Regions from separate parts of the Mus musculus genome. Here region 2 is linked to region 1. The links are chromatin loops, found by intact Hi-C in ENCODE. Cell type or tissue: left cerebral cortex. All regions are shown on one strand.

What was found. A loop is a pair of places that touch in the nucleus more often than their neighbours do. Peaks named below come from ENCODE experiments on the same cell type or tissue, not always from the same donor. Only the 100,000 strongest peaks of a DNase experiment are listed, where the experiment ranks them.
Region 2: a loop joins it to region 1, with 1.9 times the contacts of the local background. A loop is called at or near these places in 11 of 42 quality-filtered maps.

What each region holds. Positions count from the first base shown.
Region 1 is chr17:28,160,497-28,168,496 of GRCm38, forward strand. It overlaps Scube3 (signal peptide, CUB domain, EGF-like 3), which reads left to right. Exons shown (of 22, transcript NM_001004366.2): 7 at 316-432; 8 at 1,820-1,942; 9 at 2,458-2,574; 10 at 3,236-3,361; 11 at 3,549-3,665; 12 at 3,802-3,906; 13 at 4,178-4,294; 14 at 4,567-4,725; 15 at 4,931-5,146; 16 at 5,491-5,652; 17 at 5,861-6,028; 18 at 6,530-6,691; 19 at 7,014-7,211; 20 at 7,633-7,785; 1 more. Among named protein-coding and RNA genes, the nearest start is that of Zfp523, 13 kb to the right of the region's middle. In left cerebral cortex, CTCF peaks have their summits at 3,377 (motif pointing left) and 4,168; DNase peaks (open chromatin) are centred at 3,369 and 4,121; H3K4me3 peaks cover 380 bases; H3K27ac peaks cover 616 bases.
Region 2 is chr17:28,096,801-28,104,800 of GRCm38, forward strand. No RefSeq gene overlaps it. Among named protein-coding and RNA genes, the nearest start is that of Tcp11, 20 kb to the left of the region's middle. In left cerebral cortex, a CTCF peak has its summit at 4,037 (motif pointing left); no DNase peak of the experiment used is centred here.

The DNA of each region.
Region 1 (8,000 bases):
TCTCCTGCTCCCCTGCCCCCACCCCCAGCACATTCCTGCCTGACAGCTCTGGCTTGTACCTGCCTCACTGCTGCCCACCTTGTTTCAATCAAGTAGGGGGCAGGGATGCTGAGCGAGCGGAGCGCGAGAGAGAGAGCGCTTCCTGCACTTGTGAGGGGTGGGAGGAAGGAGAGGCTGGAGCATCGCTTAACGCTCCTGCTGACCCCCCCCCCCTCCACCCTGTGAGGTGGCTGAGGGCTTCCCTCAGGCCCCATACCTGAGTCTGACATTCTTCTAGGCTAGTAACCCTATTACCACCTACACTTCCCTCAACAGAAACCTGTGCTGTCAACAACGGAGGCTGCGACAGTAAGTGCCATGATGCAGCGACCGGAGTCCACTGCAGCTGTCCTGTGGGTTTCATGCTGCAGCCAGACAGAAAGACCTGCAAAGGTGAGATCTCAGAGTGAATGGGGACACGGAGACCTCTGCCAAAGGGAGGGGAGAGAGTTCCTAGGTGACCGACCACGCCTCTTCAACGCCCTTTAAGGCTGTCAGTTTCTCCCACCTCAGTTCAGTGGGCACAGAAGTCCAGCTACCACTTTGCTGCCCCCTGGCCTGGTCTCCCTTGTTCCCTCTCTCACCCCTGTCCCTGTATTAGGGAGAAGGGTCTCAACCCTGGAGGGACAGTTGAGCCTGACTCTGTGTTGTTGTGCCTGAGCCATGTGGGTGGTTTAACTTCCCAGCGGGTCTGGAATGATCTCTGGAAGCATAGGTAGGAGTGCCCACACCAGGGCCTGGTTCGGTCCGCCATGCTGTGGTGCCCAGGCTTCCTCCACTGAACCTGGCTCATAGATGTGCGCAGAGATGGATGAGCGGTGATCAGTGAGAAGAATTGGCCCTGTGGGGACCTTTTGGCTTGGCTCTCATTATGACTTCCATTCCTATACTACCCACCCCATCTCCCCTCCTGCCATTACCTGGGATTTGGGGGAGATGAGAAGGAAAAGGGGGAGGGGAGCCATTCTGCAAACGCTGACTCAGCAGGTCCGTCCGTGTCCTCTGGTAGGGAGGAGTGGGGACTGGGTAGTGCCGGGCTCCTTCTTTGTGTCTCTTGGCCCAAGAGCTGCAGGAAGGGGAGGGCGGGGGCAGCCGGTCAGCCAGCCGCAGTAGAGAGGTTTCCTGCTGGGAAGGGCTGTTGACAGGTAGGCCAAGAGTGAAGGCCCTGCCCCCTCCCCTCCACAAGTGCTGAGTAGCCTGGGTCCTGTCTGCCACCAGCTCGGGGGAACTTGACCTCAGGAAGGAAGCTGCCCACCTGCTCCTTTCTTAGTACCCAAAGCTGCCAGGCTCTGAGCCTCTGCAGACCATGCCAGTCCCGTCCCCCTCCTGGCCCCTCATCTCTAGCAGCTTCTCCCTCTATCTTAGAAGTCCTCTCTACCCAGCCTCTTTGGCCAGCCCCTCCTCTATGAAGGCTGCCCTTTTACAGCATGACCAGAGGCCCCCAGCCTTTGTGACAGGAAAGGACAGCCCTCCCTACAGTCTTGGGGATGGCTGTCAACTGGAGAGTAAGGGACATGGACCAGCCTGGATCTCACATGGCCACCTGCTCCCATAAGTCTAGACCGTTGCTCCCTGCTGGCATAGGTGGTTCCTGGACTTGGCTTCAGGAGAGATGGTGTTAGTAATGGCCAGATATCCTAAACAGGGAAGACATGGAGACAGAAGGTGACAGCCAAGTTAAAAGGGCCAAGCCAGGGCCCTCCTTGATTTTCCTTGTCTCTGTGAGGAAGAGATCTGGGCTCCTTTGCCCCTAGCCTTCAATGCTGTCCTTCGTCCCCAGATATAGACGAGTGCCGCTTAAACAACGGGGGCTGTGACCACATCTGCCGCAACACAGTGGGCAGCTTCGAGTGCAGCTGCAAGAAGGGCTACAAGCTTCTCATCAACGAAAGGAGCTGCCAGGGTGAGCCGGCTCCGGCCAAGGGGGCGAGTGTCAGGGATGCTGTATTCCAAGCGTCTCTGTAGGCAGGGCTATGCCGCAGACAGACAACGGTAGTCCTTCCTTCTTGCAGGCCAGCTCCATGCTGAAATACACAGCTTGGCAAGGGGTGAGCAAGCTTTCACCACAATCCAGGTTTTCCCAAGTGTGGCCTGCTGCAACTAGGTTCCACATGCACAGGTTCCAGACCCTGGCAATTCTGGTGGTGCACTTTTAATCCCTGCACTTGGAAGGCAGAGACAGGCAGATCTCTGGGTCTGAGGCCAGCCTGGTGCGTTCCAGGATGGCCAGGGCTATACAGAGAGACCCTGTCTCAGAAAAACAACAAAAGCCCCAAACCCCAGACAAAGGGTACAGAGGGAGTTGTGCGTGCTCAGATCTGGAGTTAGGCCAAGGTCTTTCAGCATCAGAGCCCATCACCTGAGCATGGACCAGGTGCCCCGAGACAGACTCAGTGGTTCGAATCCTTGCTGTTCCAGATATAGATGAGTGCTCCTTCGACCGAACCTGTGACCACATGTGTGTCAACACCCCGGGGAGCTTCCAGTGTCTCTGTCATCGTGGCTACCTTCTATATGGTGTCACTCACTGCGGGGGTAAGCCAGCAAGATCACACCTACACCTGCCTGCTTCCCAGACACCCCAGCCCTCGACTCTTCACACTCCAAATGGCTGTGCTTGTAATGAGAAATCCTTGGATGGTTCTTGTCTACATCCAACAAGATAAAATAGAAGGCACCTTCCAAAGACCAGCTGGGAGACAGGATACCAGAGAGCAGCATCCTGGCAGCAAGATGCTTGAGGGTTTCACGTAGCCCAGGATAGCTGCACACACACACACACACACACACACACACACACACACACACACACAGCCAGTGGTGACCTCGAACTCCAAACCTCCAGCCTTCACTTCTCGAGGGTTGCGATGGCAGGTGGCACAGACTCTGCCTCCTAATTCTACCTTGCATTCCCCATCGCTGTTCCCAGAGACCCACCCTCTCAGTCTCTAGCCCAATGAGACAGTAAGAGAGGAAAGTTCTGAAACCTTGGTCTGGTTGGATTGGCCCCTGCTCAATGGCAACTATGACTGGGGATGTAGAGAAGGGAGAGAACTTTGAGCTCCTCACAGGCCAGAGAACCTTTTACTTTGTTTATGAGAATGTTAACGTGAGACCTACCTTCCTGACAAGATTTGTAAATGCACAGTAATCTCTATAAGGGTACTGGCAATCTGATCTCTGACTCCTCCCACAGATGTGGACGAATGTAGCATCAATAAGGGAGGCTGCCGCTTTGGCTGCATCAACACCCCAGGCAGCTATCAGTGTACCTGCCCAGCAGGCCAGGGCCGCCTTCACTGGAACGGGAAGGATTGCACAGGTGTGTGGCGCCCTCTGCTGGCCAGACATAACAATGCTGTTTCAGGGGAAGGTGTGAGGGGGAGCCTGCTGGGTTTAAAATGTGCAGGTCTCCTTGGGCATGTAACTAGTCCCCCTTTCCGCATTAACTCTCTGAGGGCAGGAAGACAAGGCATGTTCATATTCTCAGACCTTGCTTCCCTTCCTAGAGCCAGTGAAGTGTCAGAGCAGTCTTGGAGCCTCAAAAGCCATGCTTAGCTGCAATCGCTCGGGCAAGAAGGATACTTGTGCCCTGACCTGTCCCTCCCGGGCCCGGTTCTTGCCAGGTATGTGAGAGAGACGGGGTTCTGGGGAGAAGGGAGGGCAGACTGGCTGTTCAGCAGTGCCTCTGTTCCCCCGGGGTTCCTCCAACCATTGGGGGTTGAGAGGTGGGTCAGAGCTGTGATAAGCCCCTTCTTTCAGAGTCAGAGAACGGTTTCACCGTGAGCTGTGGTACCCCGAGCCCTAAAGCTGCTCCAGCCCGAGTGATCCACTCTGGGAACAGCACCGTCTCCAGCTCCTGCCATGGTGAGCACCTGCCCAGAGTCCTCCTCTTCTCTGCCCCCACAGTTCTCCTCATCCCTGGCCGACTCACCCTCTACCTCCCTTGTTACTCTCTAACTCTCCAGCTTTGCTGCCAAGCTCCTCCTATCTTACCCCTCCTATCTGTTACCCTTGGCTTTCCTGATCCCACTCTCTAGCTAAACCTTACTGCTGAGCTCGGAGCCACCTCCCAGAGCAGGCCGTCCCCAGGGTCCCCAGGCCCTGGAGCTGTGCTGAGCTTCTCTTCTCCCTCTAGAGGCTGCAGTGCTGCCAGTCAAGCAGAGAGCCTCCTTCAAGATCAAGGATGCCAAATGTCGCCTGCATCTGCGAAACAAAGGCAAAGCCGAGGAGGCCAGCAGGATCCTGGGGCCAGGTTTGGACCTCCCTCCCTGGCCCCACCAGGCTCTCCCCACCTCTCAGCCCCTCTGCCTAGTTCTGTCATGGATTCACCTGCACCCTGGGCTGTGGATAGAATGGGGAAGCTGTTGTAGGCTAAGGCCCTGGAAGTCCCCGTCATTCCCTCCTACCGAGAAGAGGGTTGGGGGTAGGGATGTCTGGGGCGGATGGAGAAATAGGAGAGTCAGAAGAGAGAACTTGTCTTCAGTGGAAGCTACAGTTCGAGGTTGACACGGCCTCTGTTTCCAGGTAGTGTCCCCTGCTCTGACTGCCTGGTCACTTTCATCCACCTTAAGTGTGACTCTTCTCGGAAGGGCAAGGGCAGGCGGGCCCGGACCCCCCCAGGCAAGGAGGTTACCCGGCTCACCCTGGAATTGGAAGCTGAGGTCAGAGCAGAAGAAACGACAGGTGGGCCTAGGGACATTGTTGGGTGGAGGGCCAAAGAGGAGGGCACATAGCCTGGATCCAAAAGGGACAAGCCAAGGGAAGGGGGCACCTCAACTCTGGGCCTGTGTAATGGCGAGCAGCAAACTCCAGGGCTGCCCCTGTCGGCTGCCTTCTGCTCTGACCTCTCTCTCCTCATTCTCTGACTCGCACAACCATCCATTACCAGCTGGCTGTGGGCTGCCTTGCCTCCGACAGCGGATGGAACGGAGGCTGAAAGGGTCCCTGAAGATGCTCAGAAAGTCCATCAACCAAGACCGGTTCCTGCTGCGTCTGGCAGGCCTTGACTATGAGCTAGCCCACAAGCCAGGCCTGGGAGCTGGGGACCGAGCAGAGCTGGTGGAGGTCTGCCGACCTGGGCAGCACCGAGCAGGCACCAAGTGTGGTAAGGGAGCTTGCCGGGAAGCAAAGGTGTGGGGAGTGGGGGAGGCCCAACTTGGCCCTGGCTCAGAGCAGAACAGGACCCCTTGTCTCAGGTGAAGCTCTCAAAACGTGAGGTGGCGAAGCCCCTCCTGCCCACGGGCCTCCTTTCTCTGGTCCCAGGCTGAACCTCGGACACTAGGCAGGGCCGGCAGTTCTCCTGCACTCAGATTTGACATCCCTATCTCTCCAAGCAGGGTTCTGTTCGTTCCCTAATAGATCTCCCATGGCTGGAGGAGCGGGAAGGGGAGTCTTAGGCCTGGGTGGTGGGAGATGGGGGGGTGGCTAGCGCGGCCGACTCTCCCTCAGTCAGCTGCCCGCAGGGAACGTATTACCACGGCCAGACGGAGCAGTGTGTGCCATGCCCAGCGGGCACCTTCCAGGAGAGGGAAGGGCAGCTCTCCTGCGACCTTTGCCCTGGGAGTGATGCCCATGGGCCTCTTGGAGCCACCAACGTCACCACGTGTGCAGGTGCCAGGGGAACAAACAACGCAGAGTGGGCTAGGGTGGGCACTGGGATGCCCGTGGGCATGGGGTTTCCCAAAGGGCAGGCCCAGGCTCCAGGCCAGTCTCCTAGTTGATGTCCTGTTTGTATGCCTCCGCTGTTCCCTAAGACTGGGTGACCCAGGGAGTGGCTCAGGACCAACCCCATCAGAGTTGGGCCCTTGCTTCATTGCAGGTCAGTGCCCACCTGGCCACCATTCAGGAGATGGGTTTAAGCCCTGCCAGCCATGCCCCCGGGGCACCTATCAGCCTGAAGCAGGGCGAACCCTGTGCTTCCCCTGTGGCGGAGGCCTCACCACCAAGCATGAGGGGGCAGTCTCCTTCCAGGACTGCGACACCAAAGGTGAGCAGGTTATTTACTCCCCGGAGCTTCCTATCCTCAGCTGCCACCCACCCCACACATCTCCAAGCCCCTCCACAGACCTGAGTGTTATCTGACCATCTTCCCTCAAAAGTGAAGACCCAGGTACCTAACTGTACATGTTCTTGTTTCAGAGCTGCCCCTTGGGCCAGACCTGGGGATAGAAAGTGACTAAACCCTTCCTCCCTGTCCAGAGTACATTGCAGATTGGTAGCCATTTCCCTCCATCCCCCTAAGTGAGCTCCTGTATCAGTCTGACACTGCTCAGGGAGGGCCTGCAGGAAGAGGAGGGTGCTGTAGCCAGCCACTTTGGAAGGTCTCTCTTCCCTGGCTTTAGACTATGTCTGGGAAAGGTAGGGACCCTGGAAGAAACCTGGGAGTCTCTGATGTCTGGATTCTCCATGACAGATGTGCCTGTCTATCCACGGTCCAGATGCCCACTTTCCTACCATCTTAGCTTCTGCCCTCTTCTCTCGCCTGCAGTCCAGTGCTCCCCGGGCCACTACTATAACACTAGCATCCATCGCTGTATCCGCTGTGCTGTGGGCTCCTACCAGCCAGATTTCCGTCAGAACTTCTGCACCCGCTGCCCAGGAAATACAAGCACTGACTTTGATGGCTCGACCAGTGTGGCCCAGTGCAAGAGTACGTGGCTGGCCAGGCTGTAGGGAGTGGAAAGAGATCTTGGAGCCATGTGCACGGGAAAAGGGGGTGGGAGGTGGTAAGGCAGCGGGGAAGGGGGCCGGAGTGGGTGGGTGGGCAGCTGTCAGGGATGCCTGTAGCATCCTTTTGGATACTGGAAGGGCAGGAGGAGGGTGGACCCAGCACCCCGGAAGAGCAGGTGGTGATCTAGCATGGTTCACCACCTATGTTTGTTCTCCCCCTTCAAGCCCCTCAGCCTGCCCACCACGGTTCCCCACTGACTGTCCATCTCTCCCTTGCTCTCTCCACCGGGGTGTGGCTGCAGATCGGCAGTGTGGCGGGGAGCTAGGTGAGTTCACTGGCTACATCGAGTCTCCCAACTACCCGGGCAACTACCCGGCCGGTGTGGAGTGCGTCTGGAACATCAACCCCCCACCCAAGCGCAAGATCCTCATCGTGGTCCCCGAGATCTTCCTGCCCTCCGAGGATGAGTGTGGGGACGTCCTGGTCATGAGAAAGAACTGTGGGTGCCTGCAGAGCCGGCTGGGGGGTGGGCACGTGGAATCTGGTTGGGGAAGAGAAAGACCTGGGACGGTGGAGTGGGGAACCAGCAGATACACGAGAGGAGCCTTGGGGGACAGAAGCTAGCACAGGACCTGTGGGACAGGTTGGGTGGGCAGCAGTGAGGGAGCCAGTCCTGAGGCTGGGATGCCAGTGCTGCCACCTGACTAATTCTAACCCTAGCCTTTCTGCCATCCTCGTCCCATAAAGGTCGATTTTAATGCACCTGATTGTGCAGTAGTCGGCCTTGTAGAATAAACCTGGGGCTGGCAGAAGAGAGGGTGTGTGGCTAGCTGTGTGTTTATGGGGGCTGGAGGGGGGAGCCTCTGTCAGAATGACCTCACAGCCCCACTAATCTCCTGACCTGACGCTTGCCTTGCCAGCCTCCCCATCCTCTATCACCACTTACGAGACCTGCCAGACCTACGAGCGGCCCATTGCCTTCACCGCCCGGTCCAGGAAACTCTGGATCAACTTCAAGACCAGTGAGGCCAACAGCGCTCGAGGCTTCCAGATTCCCTATGTGACCTACGATGGTGAGCAAGGGCAGGAAAGATGGGGCGGTGGGTGGGTCTTGTAAGCGTACCAGGAGAGCAGAGTTCCCACGCTCAGCCCCCAACCCTGTTGACTTTACAGAGGACTATGAGCAGCTGGTGGAAGACATAGTGCGTGATGGCCGGCTGTATGCCTCAGAAAACCACCAGGAGATCCTAAAGGCAAGTGAGCGTTCGCTGTGGTGCGGATGGAAATG
Region 2 (8,000 bases), 64 kb before region 1:
CCCTGGGCAGCCACTTCCACGGTTCTAAGCCACTCCATGGTACATGAGCTCTGTGTTCAGGGCAGCTTCTTCCTCTTGAAGTAGAGGCCAACAATGATTTGTAAACCTAATTGAACAGACTGGGCTCCACTCTACTGAATAGACTATATTCAATAGATATTTAAAATATTCAAAAGAGGCCTCAGAGTCCACAGACGCCCTCCCTCTTGTGGCATCCGGGGTGGGGGCGGGGAGGGGGCTTTCCTAAGCTCCTTGACTCTGTATGTTGGCAAATCTTGCCTATGCTTTTTAGGCCCTTGGGGGAGACTTGACTCAAGGACGATGGTTTATTCTGGAAAGGGCCAGCTGATGGGGGCCTGGGTAAAAGCACCTGGCGTCCAGTGTCCGCTTCCAAGCTGGGGCAGTTAAACAGGGCAGACAAGGTGGGGGGAGAGGGAGGGAGGGAAATGTTCCCCCACTTGTCGAAGTTGGCTGGGGTGGCAGGGAGTTAAAGAATGTCAGGTGGTGATAAACATCTCTCATGGTCGGCCATTACTCTCAGTCAATAGGGCAGGGAGGGGAAAATCTAGAAATGAAGGTGCTTCAGTGCCGGGAACCAAACTACTTTAATTCTGAAGCCTGTTGCTGTTTAACCAAAATGGAGACGCTTTACAAAATGGTTAACCAACCGCCTGCCGAGCCCGGCCTATGCTGTCCCTCCTTCAGGAAGCTGGCTCCCCACGCAAGCACCTTTCCTTTCTGTGTCCCTGTCTAAGTGACCACGTTGCCTCCTCCTTCGAAGCCAGGCCCAAGGATGCCTACCTCAGCTGCCACAGCGATCACAACCAACCTGTACCTCTTTCTGAGGTGCCGGCCCTCTCCCGAGGCCTCTCTGCTAACTGTGACGGGGGAGACAGAACAAGAGATCTACTTGCCCCAGAACGGGCACCAAACGCAGACTAGAGACATGGTTCTATCCAGCTCAGATGGGTGAACTTTCACTCTGAGGGATCAGGAGGGGTCACGGTCATTCGGTCATCGAGAATGACATGAGAACAAGCCCAGCCCAGAGTTCAGTGCCCAGCACCTTCGTACACTGGTGTGCATGCTTGTATCTAGGGCTGAAAGAAGGAAGACCAGACGTTCAATGCCAGCCCAGGCTACAAGAGACCCTCCCTGTCTTTTGGTTCCTGGGCCACAGCCCTCTGGCACGATACTTGGTGCCCCTGAGGCTAGCAAGTACCCTGCCACCAGCGCCAGCGCCAAGGAAGGGGGTGGGTGGGCAGCTACAACCCCTAGATGTCTGGATCCTAAGCCCAGCCCACCGGATGTCCCTACCACTCGCCAGAACCCGACCCAATTTGCAGAGATAAAACCAATCTGACCCTTAATTCCCCAAATTAATTTATTGGCTTGCCTCTTGGGTGCAGAAACACGTCTGGCCAACCGAAATCTGGTAATTATTTACATAAAGACAGCGCCCTCACCTCGGTGAATTGGTTGGGATCACACTGGAGAGGCTTGGAAAAGTCCGAGCCTCCAAAATCTCCCTCAGATAGTGTTAACGGAGTCTCAAAACAACCTCAGATAATGTTAACCTAGTCTCAAAATAACCTCGGATAGTGTTAACCAAACTCCAGCAACCTACTCTCCATCATTGACCAGGACACCCGTCGTCCCAATATCACTAAGATATTTGCAGAATCTCTACAGGATAGGAGGGAAGGGACCATCACAACCATCTTGGCTGCACCCACGGAGAGGGCATGAGACTGAGGGGGAGCTGTGGGGACCCCCACGGGACCCACGGTCTGTCTGTTGGAAGCTGAGCCCCGCTGAGAATAAACAGGATTAGGAATTTTATGCTGTTTGGAAAGGAAGAGCGAGAGCCATGGCTGGCAGAGGGAAAGGGTCTGCTTTTTTTTTTTTTTTCTTTTTTTAATTCTTGCCGATTCCCCCCAGGAGGCCGAGCTGTAGGCTGACTGAGCTCTCAGAAGGGCGCTGGGCGGCTGACTTGGCACCTTTACCTAACATTAATTTCTGAAAGGCCCAGGTTGTTTCCTAAATTGCTGCCCGTTCAGAACCTCTGGCTTTCATCTGTTTTTATAGTACCTCTCTAGGTTGTAGGCAGGAGCTGCCGCCAGGCGACGACCAGCACCAGTGACGTTCCTCAGGCCCAGTACAGCCGGGGCGGAATTATTTCCGGCAGGACGGGGGAAAATTCTAAGAATCAAGGTATTCTTGAAAAATACAAATTAAAAAAATAAAATCAGTCTGCCACAGAAACAGCCCCCCTCACACACACACCTGCAGGGGTACCCTCAGGAGAACATGCCACAAAGCCCTAACACAGCTGGAACCTCATTTCCTAGGTAGCCAGGGGCAAGCCACTTAACCTCAGTTTCCCCATCCGTAAAATGGGGTTAATCATGCCCCCCCCTTTTAGGAGCCCTGGTAGGTTTTAATTGGGTAATGGTTGTGGCGCCCTTTGATGTAGTAAGTTTTATTAACTTGCGAGGGATCCCCTGGGGCCAGAAAAAGCAGTTAAACCAGAGAGGAAAAAAAAGGGGGGGGGCTTGAAAAGCAAGCCAGGCTCCTGTGCTGAGAGGTTCCAGCAGGGTCCTCCCAGCAAGCAGCATGCTTCTCTCTCTCTCTCTCTCTCTCCCTCCCTCCCCCCCTCCCTCCCTCCCTCCCTCCCCCCCCCCCTCTCTCTCTGCCAGAGGACTGCCCCAGGAGCAACCCGAGGCCTCCTCGCTCCTCAAACTCCCATCCTCCCTCTCCCTCCGGAGGGCACAGCACCCGACTAAGCCCAGGCAAACCGGAAGGGTCTTATTGCTCTTCTAGGTCCTCAGAAAGGCTGGAAGGTGCCGTTTAAAATCCCCAAAGAGTAGCTATCAATTCCCCAAAAAGTCGTTATTGACCCCCCCAAAGCCAGGCAGGTTTGTTCTCTCTCTTCCTAAGAGGGTTTTCCTAGCCCAGGCTAGCCCACGTCCTCACAATTGAGGATGACCTTGAACTTTGGATCCTCCTGCCTCCACCTCAGAGGCTGGGATTTGGGGGGGGGGCAGGGACATCATCTGGGCAAGCCAACTGAGCAATTTCCAGCAATCCTGATTCTCTCTGCTTGTCCTGGGATCTGATCAGCAGCCTGTTTCCTTGCCTGTGAGCACTGGGGGTGCTGGGAGCCTAGTGTGTCCACGGGGGACTCTGTCTCTCTCTGTGACAAGCGCACACACGGCTGGCACACGTGGGCCTCCTAGCAGTAGCTGAATACTGTCCATACGTGTTTAGATCGCGCTTCTTCCTACCGCGGGTCTGTGATATTGTTCAGAGTCAGGTGGGTTTTGTTTTTTTGGTTTTTCAAGACAGGGTTTCTCTGTGTAGCCCTGGCTGTCCTGGAACTCACTCTGTAGACCAGGCTGGCCTCGAACTCAGAAATCGGCCTGCTCTGCCTCCTGAGTGCTGGGATTAAAGGTGAAGGTTTTACTTTAAAAACAAAAACAATGTTTAATGTTTTATTTAATGCATACTAGTGTTCTGCCTGCTTATATGCTGTGTGTGAGAGCATCAGATCCCCTGGAACTGTAGCTACAGACAACTGTGAACTGCCATGTGGGTGGTGGGAATTGAACCCTGGCCCTTTGGTGGAGCAGCCATCCAAAGATGGCTCTTAACCATCAAGCCATCTCTCCAGCCCCCAAGTTTATTTCTATCAGGCTGTGTTTGGTTCAAGTATGTCACAATGGTCACCAAGTCCAAAAATTAAGTAATTTAAGGCTGGAGAGATAGCCCTGCAAGTGGTAGCATTTGGCACTCTTCCAGAAAACACAAGTTCGGGGACTAGAGAGATGGCTCAGCGATTAGGAGCACTGACTGCTCTTCCAGAGGTCCTGAGTTCAACTCCCAGCAGCCACAACCATCTGTAATGGGATCTGATGCCCTCTTCTGGTGTGTCTGAAGACAGTGACAGTGTACTCACAGACATATTTTTAAAAAGAAAAGAAAAAAAGAAAACCCAAGTTCAGTTCTTAACACATCAGGAGACTTAGCAACCTGTCTCCAATTTCAGGGGATCTGATGCCCTCTTCTGGCTCCCAAGAGAACTGCACACACATGACATGTACACACTTGGAAACATGCACAATTTTTTTTTTTTTCCTTAAAGACTAGCATAGGGCTTGGGGGTGGGAGGTGGGGCGGCTCAGGAGGCAGAGTGCCTGTCTAGCATATACACAGAGCTCCAAACAGAAGTCTGGATTCATGCTTAGCTGAATAGGGAATGTGAGGCCAACCTGGGCTACGTAAGGCCCTACCTCAAAAACTTGCAAAACCAGACTCCCTGGTTTCCATAGTCCACTAAGCTGTATTACCCTGTGTTTTCTGTCCCTGTGCTCTAGTTACTTTGGTCTTTGGTGACAGGATCTCTATGTAACCCTGACTGTCCTAAAACTCGGGTATGCAGAGCGGACTGGTCTCGAACTCCCAGATCCACTCACATCTGCTGGGACCAAAGGCATGTGCCACCACACCAGCTTTATGTTGGTGTTTTAAGACAAAGGAAAATCCCTGCTGTTAGGGGAAATTGTCATATTAATTATATGAGTGTCTGATTCCCAACCGAATCATTGCAGACAGTTGATCATCGTCTCAGAGATAGGTGGGCACATGTGGGGACCACTCTTAGGGGCTGACGGCTCTCAAAGCACCCCTGACAGACACTCGGGTAATGAGGGCAATCTTCCCAAGACAGATCTAAACCTGACTTTTATAGCATCGAGGGGGGAAAGGCAATTTACATGAGGAGAAATGAGAAACAGTGATTAAATCAAAGCCGCCCTGGGCAGCCTCTCCCCCCTCGGCTCATCTGAGAACAGCTTCGCTTCAGTTCCGCTGCTGAGCTCGGCTGCTTGCTCCAGTGGGCCAGAGCCCACACTCTATAAATCCTCTCCGCCCTTACCCTGGAGTTGCTGACTATATGCATTTTGCGTCCCTGCATTAAGTCCCTCATTCTTGGCTGGTGACATGAAGATTTGTAACTGATAAAATATATTTTTAATGTGTTTCCTTCAGGTTACCATTAAATACATGCAGTTTATCTGACCTTGCAAAAGGTTCTGATTCCATTTAGAGAGGGGGGAGGGGGAAGGAGGGAGATGGGAGGGAGGGCATGTGTTGTTACTGAAACAACTTTCCAGTATCCAGTGGGCTGGGAAGCCCAGTGGTTCAGGGCCAGTCCTGCACCTCCCACCCAGTCTGGTCTTTCTCTCCCCCCACCTCGGCTTTCCTGGGTATGAAGTGAGGATAAATATTTGTCTACGAGATGAGGCAGTTGTAAGGATTAATTGGTCGGTGCTCCTGAGAAGCCTTTGAAGATGAAAAGAGGCTCCTTGCGGATGCTAAGTAAACTCAGAAAGTGTCTGGCTTTAATGAGCCAGCAAGGGAGGCTGGAGATTAACTGTGCCTTGCCCAGCTCCTGCCTGCATGGGCCCGGTTGGCGGTCCCGAGCTCGCGCGGCTCCATCCATCCTGGCTCCCCTGGCTCCTGGTGCATTGGTCCTCTGATAATACTGTATGCCCAGGGAACCCAAGTGGAACTGAACCCCAGACTTGAAGGTCAAGAGAGCCCAGACCTTAAAGCACAATTCTGGTGCAGGGCCTGGGCAAGTTTCTTAACAGAGTGTCAGTTCCCTGTTTCTAAACACAGCTAGCAGCAACTGAACCTTTATCAAACCCTAGGTATTTTCTCCGTGTGTTCTGCATGCATGCGTATGTGTTTGTGTGTACGTGCATATGTGTATGTTTGTGTGTATGTGCATATGTGTATGTGTTTGTGTGTACGTGCATATGTGTATGTGTTTGTGTATATGTTCATATGTGTATGTGTTTGTGTATATGTTCATATGTGTATGTGTTTGTGTGTATGTGCATATGTGTACGTGCATATGTGTATGTGTTTGTGTGTACGTGCATATGTGTATGTGCAGGTCAGAGGCTGAGGTGGGCGTCTATCTTTCCACCTTTTAAAAAAAATAGTTTATGCTGGGCATCAGTGGCACACATCTTTGATCCCAGCACTCAGGAAGCAGAGGCCAGCCTGGTCTACAGAGTGAGTTCCAGGACAGCCAGGGCTACACAGAGAAATCCAGACTGAAAAACAAAAACAACCCAACAACAACAAAAAACAGAGCTGGCTAAATAAATACTTTGATTTTATGTGTATAAATGTTTGCCTGTGAATATGTATCACCTCATACGTGATGCCAGCAGAGGCCAAAAGAGGGCATCAGGTGTCCTGGGGGGAGACTCACAGACAGTTGTGGCTCTCTCTCTGTCTCTGTCTCTGCCTATCGTCTGTCCATCTGTCTCTGTTCTTCTGTCCATCTGTCTGTCTGCCTGTCTCTGCCTCTGCCTGTCTCTGTCTCAATCTCTCCATCTGTCTTTGTCTGTCTCTATCTCACATGTAGATTCCTCCCCCATGTGGATGATGGGAACTGAGCCTGAGTCCTCTCCATGAGCAGTCAGAAATGGTAGCCACTGGGCTCCGGCCTTCCATTTATTTTCTGAGAGAGTCTCTCACTGAAATTCACATATCCAGCGAGATTAGCCATAGCCACCTGAAGTCCCTGAAGACCCGGTCTTCACTTCCCTCTGTTACAATTACAGGCACCTGCCACCGCACTCCACTTGTTGGCCAGGGGTCTGAACTCCAGTCTTCATGCTTGCCTGGTGAGCACCTTACCAAGGTCACACAGCTGAGGCAGCCATTGCTGGCTGGCACCTCAGCCAAAGCCTCTGCGGGTGAGTGAGGTGCACAGGGTTGCCCTTCCTCCACTGCCATTCTGCATGGAAAGCACAGCTGGAAACGTAAATTGTCAGCCACGGAGATGGGACGGGACGCAGGGCAGCCCAACTCAGCAGGCAGAAGGACAGGAGCCCCAGCAGGCAAGAGAGACAAGGGCTCACGGCTGTGGAAGGGCACCAGGCCTGCGTGCGCCACGTGAGGCGTGAGTCTGGACCTGCTCGAGACAACCACATCTGGGGTACATGATACTTTGCAAGAAGTGTCTCCTGCCAAATCCTGGGATCGTAAAGACGGCCGGAGCTGAGAGGCTGTAACATAGGAACCTGGGGTGGTGCCATGGCCGAGGGGGTGCATCCTGGAGGCTGTGGCCTGCCCTGTTGGCTACGTCTCAGGAAGTCAGCCAACCAGAGACTCAAAATGAATGAAATACATCAAGACTCTGGCTCCAGCAGCTTTGAGGTCTTATGAGGAGCCAGCGGGGAAGCTAGGGCTCATAGAAGAGCAGTTTCAAGCAGGCATGATGGTAGACGCCTGTGATCTCAGCACCTGAGTCTGAGGCAGGAGAATAGGAGTGCAAGCCTATCCCATAGCAGGCTTGAGGCCTGCCTGAACTACCTAAGACCCTGTTCTCAACAAATGGGAAAGGAAAGGGGGGGTGGTGGTGGTGGTGGTGGTGAGGGAGAGCCGGAGAGATGGCTCAGTGGTTAAGAGCACTGACTGCTCTTCCAGAGGTCCTGAGTTCAATTCCCAGCAACGACATGATGGCTCACAACCATCTGTAATGGGATCCGATGCCCTCTTCTGGTATGTCTGAAGACAGCTACAGTGTACTCATATACATAAAATAAGTAAATAAATCTTAAAGAAAGAAAAGAGAGAAAGAAGGAAAAATGAGAGAGAGAGATCACCAAATTTGGCCCTCCTCCTTCCCCTTAGCGCCATGACATCACACCAGCTGAATGTGGACTGGGGAAGCCCCTGGTCAGGACAGAAATATCTTTAGCCATGGCAGCCCATGATGGAAAAGGAAATGGAATTTTGTTTGAATACCGTGTTGTTTTGAGAAGTCTGACTAACGTGAAAGTCCCTGTTTAGAAACAGTTGACTCTGCCTTGGAATTGGTCGGAGTTTCCACACCCACATGTTGACCAAGACCTTGAAACACAAACTTCCCAGTAGCTACCGACTCAAATCACCTGGGACCTAGAGCTCGGCCATAT